2 separate regions of the Mus musculus genome follow, and region 1 is linked to region 2. A link is a loop called in an ENCODE intact Hi-C map of the cell type or tissue named here. Cell type or tissue: heart. All regions are shown on one strand. Each heading gives the region's core, and the rest is flanking DNA. Links, peaks and the distances in the headings are about the cores only.

Region 1 (2,902 bases), core at 113-2,612, 280 kb before region 2:
GTTTGTACGTCCTGCTTGTGCGGCAAGCACTTTTACCCAGTGAACTGTTTGCCAGCGCCTGTTTTATTTTTGAGACAGTGGCTCTCTAGGAAGCCCAAGCTGGCTTCATCTAGACTTAGCCTTCTGAGTGATGGGACTGCCATCGTGCCTGGCTCACTGGGCACGGCTGGGCGTCCTTTCCACTTCCAGCTCACTTTGGTCCCTGGATACGGGATATCTGTTTTGTGATCAAAGGTTAGTGATCTGAAGGATCAGTGCTTGAAGCCTGGTAAGAAGAAATAGCCACGGGGCCAATCTGATGACTGGGAGGGGACCAAGGTCCTTTGAGGATCCTGGCCAGTCTACAAAGACTACCACCCTTTTCCTGCCTCTTCCTGGGGATAGATGTGGCACAGGAGGTTAGGACTGTGAGCTGCATGGGTCCTGTCCAGGTTACCTAAGCAGAGTTGGCAAGGATAAGTGTGCTAAGGGGATGAAGGAGGGATGAGGGTCTCCTCAAGAGCCGTGGCCCTGTTCTTTCATCAAGCCCCGCCTTTGGAAGCCCACAGGAACTAATTAGCACTTCCTATCACCTACATTCTGAGTCCCTGGGCACCATCACATGTCCCTCCTCTTTCCTTCCTCTTCTTGGGGGCTCTGTGCTGTGGAGGCAGGGGCAGGGTGCATTCTCACTTACTGGAAGTGACAATGGGGTGGCTGTGTGGTAGAGAAACTAGACAATGCTCAGCAGGACAGGAATGGATGCTCACAGGGTCCGAATCCAGGCCAAGATAAAGGGACTTTACTGGTCACTACCCTGGCCCCTCCCCCCCCCCTTTTTTTTAACCAGATCTGGAAATCTAGAAATGTTCCTTGGTGTTTCAAGCCTCTTCAAAGCCTGGCTGGAGCAAGGCACCAGGGCACTGCCTAGCTCTGGGTCCCGTCACATGTCTAGATTGTTTGAATAATTCACATTTAAGAAGACCTACTTTCCTGTTAGGCCATTTCCTGCTCAAGAGTGAATGGGGGAGGGGCACTTGAATTATACATCCATGCTCCCTGGGTTTTTAGAGAAGGCTGGGCACTGAGCCAGCCCCTGGGCAGTGCCTCCACCCTGGAGGCCTGCTTAGCCCTGCAGCCACTGCTGATGGGCCCTGGGCTGGTCATATCTGACTGGGTGTGGCTATGGACTTGCCATCTGATTTCTGAGATATTTCCTGAGAAGGGAGTGTGCCTGAAAAATCAGGAGAGGCCAGAGTCCTGGGCTAGAGGCAGGGATCCCCTAAGCTTTTGTCTGTGGAGGGGGCTGGGTGGCAGTGTAGGAGCCAAAAATCACAAGAGGCCTAAGCTAAAGGGACGAAGGAGTTTCAGAGACTTGGGGGAAAGGCTAGCTTCTTACCATCTTCAGGGCAGGCTTCTAGTCCGAGCAGGCTGGAGACTGACCAAGGTCCAGGGCCAGAGGTCCCTGCTGCCCGAGGAGCGCACATATCAGATTGAGGTGAGGCCATGTGGCAACCTGAAGCTTCGGCTAGGGATCTGAGAATCAGGGGTCAGCCCCTCCTCTTCTTCCTTCCTTCCCCTCAACTTTGCCCCTGAAACCCTGTCCATAAACACAAAAACGATTACCTCAGCGAGCATTATGGGGCAAGTTCCAGGGAAGGCTCTGCCCCACCCTGAACAGTCACAGATCAAGGATAGAGGAAAGTACAGAGGCTAAATCTCAAAGTCTGAGGAGGCTGAAGCAGGAGGATCCCAAACTCTAGGTTAGCCTGGGCTGTCTCTAAGCAACAGTCCAGCCATATCAACCACGTTAGGCTCAATGTCCTCATAAGAGACCTTGCTCATGGGCTGGCAATAACTGGGAGCAGGGAGGCAGCTTATGGAACAGGGGAGCCCCAGAGCCTCTAAAGGGCCCAGTCTACTCCCTCCCTGCCCCCATCTTCACTATGAGACCTAGGAGTGGCTGAGGGGTACAGCCACATGGAGGACGCTGGAGAGATAACTTGCCTTGCATACTTCAGGCTAACTGCCTCTGTCTGGTTCCTGTCTATAGTACTTCTTCCTCCCTCCCTCCCTCTCATTTCTGCTTTAAGTCCTTCACCAGGGAGGCCCTGAAGGGCGGGCGTCAGGCCTGCTGGTGTTTGGTGATTACCTTAAAACCTGAGACCACCGGACAATACTCAGAAACCCAACCCTCTAATTTTCAAAAGGTACCAGAATGTACCCCATCCCTTTACCCTTCACTGTGGAACCAACAGGAGCCTGGGTCCCGGATGTCTCCTGGTTACCCAGCTGTTCACATCCTCTAGCTCCACCCTCTTTTGGACCAGCAGGGACTAGCAGGCATCTTATCTCTCCCACTCTCTTCCCAGGCATTGCTCCGCTTGCTGGGCCTTGGCCCTCTCATTTGGAACTTAGAATACCACTTAGATACCTTCTTCTCAGATCATAAATATCCTCTGACATCCTCTGGGGGTGGGGTGTGTATGGTGGGTGAGGACGTCTTCACCAGAGTCACAGTATTAAAGTAGGAAATGAGCAGGGCAAGACCACTGGGAATAGGCTACCCTTGAGGAAATGAAGCTGGCAATGGATATTCTCTCGGGACTGGGCTACTAAGGGGTTGGGGACATCTGTGCAGAAGTGGTATCATCAAAGGTCTGGCCTTCACAAGTTCATGGAAGAGGCACTTGTGGGAAGTTGGAGTCACAAGGGACAGTGGAGAGAATGGTGAGAAGGAAGGACCCTGTACTTTTACTTGGAGAGAGTGGGATGATGGAGCTGTCAAGAACTTCAGGTAAAAAACAGTCACAAATGACAGAGTCAGGTCTCGAACAGATGGAGTGAAGGGCATAGAGTCCCAGGGGTCAGAGGCCCTAGGGTGAGATGATAGCAGTGGTGGATATATTTGAGGTAACTGGAA
Region 2 (2,902 bases), core at 187-2,686:
GCATTTTAATGAGACTGCAGGCACAGTTTATGTCTGTCTGACTGTATTGTTGTTAGAGTCCGGGTCATTAGTGGGGAAGAGATGGAGTAAGCTTGGGATAAGGCAAATGATTCTGAGAGGAGAGGAGAGGCCTACATAGGGACTTGAGAGGAAACCTGTTCCTGACCACCCTTAGGTATCTGTCAGATGCCCCAGGGTAATGGTGATGGCAGGAGGTAGCCCACCTGCATGACACCTTGCTCCCTACACTAAAGCAGGAGGCTCCCTTAGAATCTGTCATAGTGCGGCTCTCCTATCCCTGAGGCCCTAAATGCCAAGGTCTCGTCCCATTCCTGTGAAAAGACTGCATCCTTGGCACTGATCGAGGGCCCAGTGCAGGTCCTGGGCAGGAAGGCAGAGTCAGTGACCCTGACAGATCCCGGCCTCTAGGCTGGCAGGACATCTTGATGAAAACCAATGCCACATCATCAGCCTCCCAGCATACCTCCCTATCTTTCCTTTCCTTGAGGAAGTTTTCGGGAATCCTGTCTACACTAGTCTCTCTTCCCTTTCTCCTACCCACTTTCTAGGCCCAGGCAGGACCTGGATGGTCCTGAACGCCTCCTCAAAGCCATGCGTAGTCCCTGCCACCAGAGGGCCCAGCCTTTGGCACAGGTTGGAAACTCTGTGGCCTCCTCTCCTGAAGGCTTGTCCTGGGTCTTATGTCCTCAACCTGACCTCAGACACTGTCCATCCCCTCGCCAAGAGTTGCCCAAGGACCACCGTGTGCTCAACTCCACTGGCAACCGGAGAGGACCGCCATTGCGCGTGAGGCTACCCGGGTTTCCCGGAAGTCAGGCAAGGGCGGCGATGACCAGTGGGGAAACGACGAAAGGAATTAACGCTGGTCAAAGGCAGGACCGGCATCCCATCTCCCCACCCGACTCCATCCACAAGAAAACCCACGAGCAGCAGTGTCTCTCTCTCCGGGCTAGGGAAGAGGGCCCCCGGGTGGACGAGCAGGCAGGCAGTTCAGGGCTCCCGCGGTCCAGCCTCCGGCCGCATGGACTGCGGAGCACGGGTCCGCGCGCCAGAGGCCGTACAGGCCTTAGCCGACAGCGCCCTCTGGCGGCCGGAGCGGAAGGCGGCAGTCACAGTCACCAGGTAAGTGGTGCAGGGCGTCAGGCCCTGGACGGTAGTGCTGTTCTGGCCTGCTGGCACCTCCACGCGCTCTAGGGACCCGCCCTGCAGAGGTCCGAGCTGTACATGGTAGCCGAGAGCGGAGTCCGGGCCAAGCGCGGGGGCCCAGCTTACGCGGAGGCTGCGCGGCCTCGCATGCGAGATGACGATGCGTTCTGGCCCGGCCTCCTCTGCGAAGAAAGAGGATAGTTGCGTGGAGGAGTGGTCTTCCCATGCCACCCTGCCCTCCCACGAGTGCCCCTGCCTCACCTTGCAGTGTGCGTACTCGCACGTGCTGCGGCCTCAGGAGGTGCACGTTGGACTCAGGCAGCAGTGATACTTCATAGTCTGTGTCCGGGTCGAGATCTGTCCAGGTCCAGCTGGTAGCATTCCCGGGCAGCTGTTGGCGTCTTGTGGTTGCCAGTTTGCCGCTAGGTACCAATTCCAGCACGTAGTAACCAGAGTCCGCTGTCAGCAGGGGCGGCCAGGACAGGCGGAAGCCACTGGACAGAACCTCCGAGGCATGAAGCTGTTGTGGCTGCATCGCATCTAAGGGTGGTTTAGTGCTGGAGTCAGGGAGCAGAAGTGACCGTGTCACCAAATGGGGCTCTCACTGATTTGGAGAGGACCCTAAGATTGGAGCCCCCAATAAAACAGGTGAGGCCTTCTGCCAAGGAGAGGCGGGAGCCAGGTAGGTATATACCACCAGCAGATGCTAATGACTAGGAAACTCTGACTGGGCTGATAGAAGGACAGAGAGGAGTATAGCCCCCAACTCTGGGCCCCGTCATAGACTTCCCTGCCTACTTCACCACAAACCCAGACCTATAAGATATAGTGGCTACTCCTCACCCAGACAAACAACCTGGATGAAGGTACCTCAAAGGTGGCAATGCTCACAATGTTATCTAAGAACAGAAGTCCAGTCCTCCAAGACTGTGTGGCCAACACGAGATGTGTCGTGAGACAGACATATTCTGACATATTCTGAACAGTTCTGGAGGAGGAAACAGACCAGAAGCTGGGAGACTTCATGTTAGTGGCCCCTGGAGCAGTAAAAGTGTGACAAAACCCTTTTAAAAGCTGCTGGACCTGCTGGACCTAAGAGTGAGGAGAGAGTAGGACCTTCCTATCCGAGAGTGGTAGGGGGGCTCCAGAATGGGCTCCTGTGCAGCGACAACCAACACATGATCAGCCAGCCATCTGATCAGCTTGCAGCTGAGTCTTGGTAGGCCATCCAGATCTTGGCTTTCTTGCCAAGGTGCTAAGTTCGGTCAGCTGGGCACTCATTTTCCTGCCCAGCCTCCCACTCAAGATTCTGACCTTAGTTACAGACGTCTCCACCCTAATGTTTATCTCTGGTGATATTCTCTTCTCCTTCTGCCCCTTCCAGGTTCATCTGGGCCTATTGGCCCAGGGTCTACCAGGAGATGTCCTCAGAAGATCTCTTGAGGCAGACCTTTCACCCCTTTCCAACCCATAGACCCACACCTTCCTCTTTAGTGTAGATGATTAACCTGCAGAAAGAGACTTGGTAAGAATGCTACCCTGAAGTGATAGCATTCTTCAGTGCCCTCCACAGGCTAAGCCAAACACCAGGCCCTTAGTCTCCAGCCCCTTCCTTCTCCTTGGGTGACTGACGATAGGAGGCCCAGGAGAAAGCAGGTGCGTAGGTCCTACAGCGGATCTTCCCAGCAGTCCCACAATAGACACGATTGAAAGCCACCTCCAACCCCTCCCTGAC

Evidence for each region. Peaks named below come from ENCODE experiments on the same cell type or tissue, not always from the same donor. Only the 100,000 strongest peaks of a DNase experiment are listed, where the experiment ranks them.
Region 1: it touches region 2 in a loop (2.2-fold over the local background); 5 of 42 quality-filtered maps call a loop at or near these places.

What each region holds. Positions count from the first base shown.
Region 1 is chr4:155,487,345-155,490,246 of GRCm38, forward strand. No RefSeq gene overlaps it. Among named protein-coding and RNA genes, the nearest start is that of Gnb1, 2.6 kb to the right of the region's middle. In heart, for the core only: no CTCF peak of the experiment used is centred there; DNase peaks (open chromatin) are centred at 647, 1,097, 1,927, 2,427 and 1 weaker place; H3K27ac peaks cover 2,438 bases.
Region 2 is chr4:155,769,317-155,772,218 of GRCm38, forward strand. It overlaps Vwa1 (von Willebrand factor A domain containing 1), which reads right to left. Exons shown (of 4, transcript NM_147776.4): 3 at 1,429-1,707; 4 at 1-1,349. The coding sequence ends at 1,012. Among named protein-coding and RNA genes, the nearest start is that of Vwa1, 3.8 kb to the right of the region's middle. In heart, for the core only: CTCF peaks have their summits at 620 (motif pointing right) and 1,135 (motif pointing left); DNase peaks (open chromatin) are centred at 345, 825 and 1,095; H3K4me3 peaks cover 1,439 bases; H3K27ac peaks cover 1,547 bases; H3K27me3 peaks cover 1,447 bases.